Regions from separate parts of the Homo sapiens genome. Here region 2 is linked to region 1. The links are chromatin contacts, found by Hi-C or POLR2A ChIA-PET in ENCODE. All regions are on one chromosome and are shown on one strand. The core of a region is the stretch at or near the end of the contact, and the rest is flanking DNA. Distances in the headings are between cores, read along the strand shown. Region 1 overlaps EPS15L1 (epidermal growth factor receptor pathway substrate 15 like 1). Region 2 holds the start of C19orf44 (chromosome 19 open reading frame 44).

Region 1 (3,809 bases), core at 138-2,637:
ATTGTGAGTGTCGCGGAGCCTCTCACCTCAGCTCCACAGGACCACTGTGTGCTGCTATTCAGATGCTGCCTTGGCCCATCTTTCAGGACATCCAAGAGCTATGTGGGCAGGGGACGCTTAGTTGTGGGGGACTGTCCTGTGCATTGTGGCCATGCCCCTGTGGCAGCCTCATTTGGGCACAAGAGGAGTGTTTTAGACCATTGGGCTGCTGTGACAAAGTGCCATAGACAGAGTGGCTTAGAAACAGACATTTCTCACGGCTCTGGGGGGTGGAAGTCTGTGATCCAGGCACCAGCAGATCCAGTGTCTGGTGAGGGCTCACTGCCTAGTTTGTAGACGGCCACCTGCTTGCCGTGTCCTCACATGGCAAAAGGAGCAGAGAGAGCCTTCTGGGGCCTCTTTTATAAGGGCACTAATCCCACTCCTGAGGCTCCACCCTCATGACCTCATCACCTCCCAGAGGCCCCACCTCCCAACACCATCCCATTGAGGGATAGGATTTGGACATAGGAATCTGGGGGGACATAAACGTTCCGTTCATAACAAGGAAAGAGAGTCGTTGCTGATTCTTTCTTCATCATGATGACACCCCAAAGTGCTGCTGTCATCCCCATTGAAGGCCAGTAGCCGGGGCCATTCAGATGACCCAGAGCTACAGGGACAATGCTTGGTCTCAGCACCCATTTCCACGGAAGGGCTGGTCTACTCCATGCCTGCAGCATCAGAGCCTGCCCCACGCACGAGATAAGCCAAAGGAAGAGGCAGCTGCATCTCAGCCCTAGTGAGGTTTTCCCAGGGGGTCGGCTCCTCAGCCCAGGTCAGGGGCTTGGGGTTCTTCAGCCCTGACAGCCCTCCTAGGGTGGGGGACACTGGGAGCGGGGAACCCCTGGGCCACTTCCTGGGAAGGAGATGTGAAGTAGGGAAGGAGCTGGGGCTTGCCACCACGCCCTGCCGTTGTTTTCGTCGCTGTCGTTTTTGAAAAGCAAGGGATCGGTGACTTGGGTTCAGGCTGAGTCGGCGCCTGTGATGTGTAATTAGCATCCCCACGTTTCTCCCAGGGCCCTGGCCGATACGAGGCAAACGGGGAAGTTAAGCAAAGACCAATTCGCGTTAGCTATGTATTTCATTCAGCAGAAGGTCAGTAAAGGCATCGACCCTCCTCAAGTCCTCTCGCCGGACATGGTCCCGCCTTCGGAGAGAGGCACGCCCGGCCCGGTGAGTGGTGCTGGTCATGCCCTGGGGGTATTGACATCCCTTCCCACCGCCTGCCACCAGGTGGCACTGGTGGCACACATGAGCCCACGGTGGCGGGTGCTGCCTGTGGTCCCTGCCTTCCTCAACAGGGGCCCCCGGGAGGGTGGCTTGGCTGCCCAGGTATTTCCCCAGGCAGGGGGCTGACACTTTTGCTACCTCACCCTGTGTACTAAAGGGACAATTTTATCCCTGGGCCCGAGAACTGCTGGTGCCTCCTGTCAGGTGATGTCAGGTTGCTAATTAGAGATCTCGCCTCTGAATTCAATTCTAGGACAGTTCAGGCTCTCTCGGCTCCGGGGAGTTTACTGGCGTGAAGGAGCTTGATGACATCAGTCAAGAGATTGCCCAGTTACAAAGGTATGTTGGAAACGGCCCTTCCCTCCACATCCAGATGTTACACGAACTCTCCCAGGTTGTTATCGGAAATATCAGAGGCTCACCTGGAAGTTTGCTCATCACAGGTTTATTCAGAAGGAAGGAAAAGATACAGCTTCTGAGGTCCTAAACTGGCTCAAGGGGCTTGAAGAATGACATCTTCCATTTGAATCAGCCTCAGCCAGAGCCCGTAGCATCTGTGTGGTCTCAGGCAGGTCTTGACCAGAGCCTGTGGGTGGCAGCTGTGTGGTCCCAGGCAGGTCGTGGGCAGAGCCTGTGGCAGCTGTGTGGTCCCAGGCAGGTCGTGGGCAGAGCCCGTGGCAGCTGTGTGGTCCCAGGCAGGTCATGGGCACAGCCTGTGGCAGCTGTGTTGTCCCAGGCAGGTCATGGGCAGAGCCTGTGGCAGCTTTGTGGTCTCAGGCAGGTCGCAGCTCAGTAGCCCCAGGCATCAGCCCCTCCCCAGTGCTAGGAAGGCCTTGTTATCCTTGACAGCTAGGGCAATTGGGTCTCAGATGGCGAGGAGCGGGCTTAGGACCCAGCAGCTGAAGGTGTGAAGGGGCCTCCAGGTCTGTGGCTCCCCTTCTTGCCTAGTGCCTTAGTTTCCTCATGTGTAAACGAGGGCTTTGGATGGGCTGTCTGTACTTTTAGAGTCTGGTATAAAGAAATGCAGTCACTTCCTGTATTCCCCTCTGGATCCTCTTCAAGAATGACATCCTTTTTTGTTGTTTGTTTTTCAGACAGGGTCTCGCTCTGTCACCCAAGCTGGAGCGTAGTGGTGTGATCATGGCTCACTGTAGCATCTGTTTCCTAGGCTTAAGCAATCCTCCCACCTCAGCCTCCCGAGTAGCTAGGACGCACCACCATGCTGGCTAGATTTTTTTTTTTTTTTTTTAATTTGAGACAGAGTCTCATTCTGTCACCTAGGCTGGAGTGCAGTGGTGTGATCTCAGCTCACTGCAGCCTCTGCCTCCTGGGCTCAAGTGATCTTCCCACTCACCCTCCCAGGAAGCTGAGAGTACAGGTGCATGCCACCATGCCTGGCTAATTTTTTTATATTTTTTGTAGAGATGGGGTTTCGCCATGTTGCCCAGGCTGGTCTCGAACTCCTGAGCTCAAGTGATCCTCTGGCCTTGGCCTCCCAAAGTGCTGGGATTACAGGCGTGAGCCACTGTGCCAGCCAGCATCTTTTTTCCAGTCGATTCTAGGACAGGGTGGACTCTTGTGATGACGGGGCACCATGCAGAAGGGCCCAAAGGTGCTTTGCCCTCTGTGGGAAAGAGATTGTTTACTTGGCTGAAAATGGAAAGGGCTTTGACTTTCCCAGGGAGGATGGATCCTGGTCCTAGCTGGGGGATCCCCGGGGGTCATATTAACAGGTGCAGTATTCTATCAGCTCCTCTGGCCTTGGTTTTGTGCTGTTAGCAGAGCCCTGATGAGCAAAGGCAGGTTAGGTCTTGGAGGGGATCAAGGTGGGTGGCTGGTTAGAAAACCTGAGCCACGGCCTGAGTCAGGCATCCCACTTCATGTTCAGTGCAGCAGATGGTTCCTGTTCTGTCTCAGCTCCTGGGGGCCGTGTTATCCAAACTGGCGATCAGCAAGGATGTGCAGCCTGACAAGGCTGAGGGTGTCTTGAGGATGCAGGGCCAGCATCCTAGAGCCTGGGCAGGCCTGAGAATCAGGACCGGGCAGGCCAAGGATGGAGGGAGCCCCTGTCGTGCAAGGGTCAGGGTCTAGGAAGGGACGCTGGGGCGTGAATCACCCCAGTGTGGCCTCAGACAGCCAGAAGCCTTGTTTCCCCAATGTGGAGGTGACAGGCTGGTGTGTGCAGAGTGCCCATCTGTAGGAGGCTGGGGCCTGCAGTGGCCCCTTGAGCAGGTGGCTCTGAGAGTGGCCCTTGATTCGGGGAGTGTGGGCTGAGCTTTCCTCTTATGATTTCACACTGCCATAAGCCAGCAAGGGCATGTCAGGTCCTTCAGTTTAAAGAGCACTTTGTATTGTAAGTTTCTGGGCTTGTGGAAATGAATATTCCAATGATCACTTACTGTGTGTCTGGCGACATGTCCCTGAGAGGGCCTTATTGTTGCACAAGTCCTGGGTCCCTGGGCAGGAGGCAGGGTCTGTTAGACACATGGTGTTCCTGTCCCTGAGGCAGCCTCTTTGGGCACAAGAGGAGGGTCTTA
Region 2 (4,307 bases), core at 1,205-3,704, 79 kb before region 1:
ACACAAAAAATTAGCCGGGCGCGGTGGTGGGCGCCTGTAGTCCCAGCTACTCAGGAGGCCGAGGCAGGAGAATGGCATGAACCCAGGAGGCAGAGCTTGCAGTGAACCGAGATCGCGCCATTGCACTCCAGCCTGGGCAAAAGAGAGAGACTCCGTCTCAAAAAAAAAAAAGAAAAAAACCATGAGGAGCTACTACTTCACATCCCCTAGCATGGCTATAATCAAAAATACACGTAACAAGTGTCAGTGAGGAAGTGAACAGATTGAAGCCCACAGTGGCTCACACCTGTAATCCCAGCACTGTGGGAGGCCAGGATGGGAGGACTGTTTGAACCCATGAGTTCGAGACCAGCCTGGGCAACATAGGGAGACTCCATCTCTACAAAAAATGAAAAAATTAGCTGGGTCTGATGGCACACACCTGTAGTCCCAGTTACTCGGGAGGCTGAGGTGGGAGGATTGCTTGAGCCCAGGAGTTTGAGGCTGCAGTGAGCTATGATCGTGCCACTGGACTCCAGCCCGGATGATAGGGCAAGACCCTATCTCTAAAAAAAATAAAGAAATTGGAACCCTCATATGTTGTTGGGGGAATTGTAAAATTATGTAGTCCTCAATGTGGAAAACAGTTGGTTCCTCAAAAGGTTAGACATAGAGTTACCATGTGATCCAGGGATTCCACTCCCATGTGGCCCAAGAGAAATGCAAATGTATGCAAATGTTCGTAATAGTTTTGTTTTGTTTTGAGACAGGCTCTCACTCTGTTGCCCAGGCTGAGTGCAGTGGTGTTATCATGGCTCACTACAGCCTCGACCTCCCGGGGTCACGCGATCCTCCCACCTCAGCTTCCTGGGTAGCTGGGACTACAGACACACATTGCCATGCCTAGCTAACTTTTTGTAGAAACAAGGTCTCACTGTGTTGCCCAGGCTGTTCTCAGATTCCTGGGGTTCTAGAGATCCGCAGCCTCAGCCTCCCAAAATGCTGAGATTACAATCCCACATCATCATACCTGGCCCCATAATATTTATTACTCCTAGTAGACTAAAACGGAAAACAATGTAACTATCCATTAATTAGTGAATGGATTACAAACTATGGTCCATCCATACAGTGTAATACAGTTCAGCAATTTAAAAAACAAATACTAATATAACAGCACGCAGGAATCTCAAATACATCACGCTAAGGGAAAGTAGCCAAGCCGGGCGCAGTGGCTCACGCCTGTAATCCCAGCACTTTGGGAGGCTAAGGCGGGCGGATCACGAGGTCAGGAGATCGAGACCAGCCTGACACACATGGTAAAACCCCGTCTCTACTAACAATACAAAAATTAGCGGGGCGTGGTGTCATGCGCCTGTAATCCCAAATACTCAGGACGCTGAGACAGGAGAATTGCTTGAACCTGGGAGGCGGAGTTCGCAGTGAGCCGAGATCGCACCATTGCACTTCAGCCTAAGTAACAGAGCGAGAATCTGTCTCAAAAAAAAAAAAAAAAGGAAAGAAAAAAGAAAGTAGCCAGACACTAAACTCCACACACCCTATCATTTCATTTGTAAGAACTGTCAAGAAAAGGCAAACCAATAAACTCAGAAAGCAGATCGGGCCGGTGCTGTGACTCACGCCTATAATCCCAGCACTTTGGGAGGCCAAGGCTGGCAGATTACGTGAGGTCAGGAGTTCGAGACCAGCGTGGCAAACATGGTGAAACCCCATCTCTACTAAAAATACAAAAAATTAGCCGGAGTGCAGTGGCATGATCACAGCTCACAGCAGCCCTTGACCTCCTGGACACAAGCAATCCTCCCTCCTGCCTCAACATCCTGAGTAGCTGGGACTACAGGCGCGTGCCACTACACCTGGCTAATTTTTTATTTTTATCTTTTTTAGAGATGGGGTCTCGCCAGGTTGCCCAGGCTGGTCTGGATCTCCTGGCCTCAAGTGATCCTCCCGCCTCTGCCTCCCAAAGTGCTGGGATTCCAGGCGTGAATCACCGCGCCCGGCCTGACGCAAAGTTCTAAAGCTGGATGAGCTGGATGGTGGCGACGGCTTCACAACTTTGTAGATTTACTAAAAATAACGGAGTCGTCAGCTTAAAAGTGGCGAACACTATGGTATGTAAATGAAGGCTCAATAAAGTTGTTACAAATCAACAAACCAAAACTTGAAAACCCTGGCGCCCCTGAGACCATCCTGCTCTTCTCCCCAGCTATGAAGCGACCCGCGCAGGACCATGCTCCAATAGACCCCAGACAGGGAAACTGAGGCGCGGGACCATCCTGCAGCGGCCCAACCAGCTCAGCCCCGGAGAAGGCCCCATTTCCCCGTATCCCCCTCGCGAGCCCGGACGCCCAGCTAGGTCACCTCCCCACCAGCCCTGCCGACCTCTTCCCACGCCGTCCATTCGCAGAGGCAGCCGCCACATTCACGCCTGAAGGAGCGGTTGCCCTGGGCAACAGAGCCAGAGCAGAAGAGACTACATCTCCCGGGAAGCACCGCGCCCCGCAGACCAATGGCGCCCCGAATCACAATCGCGGGGTGTCATGGGAGCGGTAGTTCCGGGGCGGGCCCAACGTGCCCCGCGCCGCAGCGACCAATGGGACCCTCAGGTCATAATCGCGAGTTGTGACGGGAGTTGTAGTTTCGGGACGCGCCTGAAGAGCCGCAGAGAGAGCTGGGAGCTAAGGGGTGGCGGCGACCGGAAGCGCAGTGCACACCCCCATGGCCCGGGCTTTGGTCCAGCTCTGGGCCATATGCATGCTGCGAGTGGCGCTGGCTACCGTCTATTTCCAAGAGGAATTTCTAGACGGAGGTGAAGGGGCCACGCCCGTGGTGGCGGAGGTGTAAGCTCCCCCATCTCCGCCCCCTAAGGCTGGCCAGAGTCGCCACGGGGTCCACGGCAGCGAACCCTCGAATCCTCGAGGGTCCCCTTCACCCTTCCCTTAGCCCAAATTAACCATTATCACCTCTAACCGGTGTTATTTCCCCTTCCCCACAGAGCATTGGAGAAACCGATGGTTGCAGTCCACCAATGACTCCCGATTTGGGCATTTTAGACTTTCGTCGGGCAAGTTTTATGGTCATAAAGAGAAAGATAAAGGTTAGTGTAGAATCAGGACCAAATTGAGCCTAATGTTACATTTCCATAGCAACCTCTCTAGGTAGTTGTGGCACAGCCAAAACGCTTTTATTCCCGTTTTACAGATGAAGACATTAAGGCAAAGGTAGAACTTAAGGGGCTCCTTTCCTTGTTTTTTTGTTTCTTCTCTCCTTTTTTTTTTTTTTTTTTTTTGAGACGGAGCCTTGCTCTGTTGCCCAGGCTGGAGTGCAGTGGCGCGATTTCGGCTCACTGCAACTTCCACCTCCCGGGTTCAAGCAATTCTCCTGCCTCAGCCTCCCGAGTAGCTGAGACTACAGGCGCGCGCCACCATGACCGGCTAATTTTTGTACTTTTAGTAGAGACAGGGTCCACGTTGGCCAGGCTGGTCTCGAACTCCTGACCTCATGATCCACCCACCTTGGCCTCCCAAAGTGCTGGGATTACAGGCATGAGCCACAACATCCAGCCTCCTCTCTCCTTTCTTTATTGCCAAAGATTCCTTTTTTTTTTTTTTTTTTTTTTTGGTAGTAGGAGTCTCGCTCTGTCGCCTAGGCTAGAGTGCAGTGGCACGATCTTGGCTCACTCAAACCTCCGTCTCCCGGGTTCAAGTGATTCTCTTGCTTCAGGCTTCTGAGGAGCTGCGATTACAAGCGTGCGCCACCATGCCCTGCTAATTTTTTTAGAGACAGAGTTTCACCACATTGCCCAGGCTGGACTCAAACTCCTGGCCTTAAGTAATCCACCTGCCTCGGCCTCCTAAAGTGCTGGGATTATAGGCGTGAGCCATGGTGCTTGGCCTATTATCATTATTATTACTTTTATTGGTATTAGGTCCCCTGAAGTCCAAGGAGACATATTCAGCTTATTTGGTATAATAAAATCATACTTGAAGCACTGTCAAATATGCAATGGTATTTAACCTTCTTTGGATTATATTTATATGAATGTGTTATTAGTAGGCATTACCAAAATTGCCCCTCTTAATAGACACTAGTCAAGTGCATTTGAGGATCAAGGGCCATGCCCCTCAGAAGGAAAAGGTTAGTGGGTACTTTTTCTCATTTTAATTTTCGTATTAAAAAGAAAAATAGGCCAGGCGCGGTGGCTCATGCCTGTAATCCCAGCACTTTGGGAGGCCTTAGGCGAGCGGATCATGAGGTCAGGAGTTCAAAACCAGTCTGGCCAATACGGTGACACCCTGTCTCTACTA

The links. Hi-C counts contacts between places; a loop is a spot of excess contacts on that map. ChIA-PET counts read pairs that join two places held with the same protein, here RNA polymerase II (POLR2A). Pooled maps may share reads with other maps.
Region 2: a loop to region 1 is called in a pooled map, with 3 times the contacts of the local background. The contact joins the promoter of C19orf44 here to the enhancer-like site in region 1. A Hi-C loop is called at or near these places in 1 of 168 maps with a recorded cell type or tissue (Right ventricle myocardium inferior) and 7 of 50 pooled maps. POLR2A ChIA-PET finds 5 or more read pairs at or near these places in 3 of 52 experiments (A673, RWPE1 and WTC11).

Annotation. Positions count from the first base shown.
Region 1 is chr19:16,415,354-16,419,162 of GRCh38, reverse strand. EPS15L1 (epidermal growth factor receptor pathway substrate 15 like 1) reads left to right here. Exons shown (of 24, transcript NM_001258374.3): 11 at 1,059-1,215; 12 at 1,526-1,611. Among named protein-coding and RNA genes, the nearest start is that of EPS15L1, 55 kb to the left of the region's middle. RefSeq lists enhancers at 670-1,273, 1,419-1,468, 1,499-1,568 and a silencer at 1,239-1,318. Within about 2 kb of position 1,387, at least 8 of the 41 ENCODE cell types and tissues checked have a DNase peak (open chromatin) inside an H3K27ac peak, as active enhancers do.
Region 2 is chr19:16,494,541-16,498,847 of GRCh38, reverse strand. C19orf44 (chromosome 19 open reading frame 44) reads right to left here and starts at 2,454. Exons shown (of 9, transcript NM_032207.4): 1 at 2,383-2,454. It overlaps CALR3 (calreticulin 3), which reads left to right and starts at 2,681. Exons shown (of 9, transcript NM_145046.5): 1 at 2,681-2,809; 2 at 2,996-3,097. The coding sequence starts at 2,719. RefSeq lists enhancers at 2,352-2,781, 2,416-2,916, 2,917-3,417.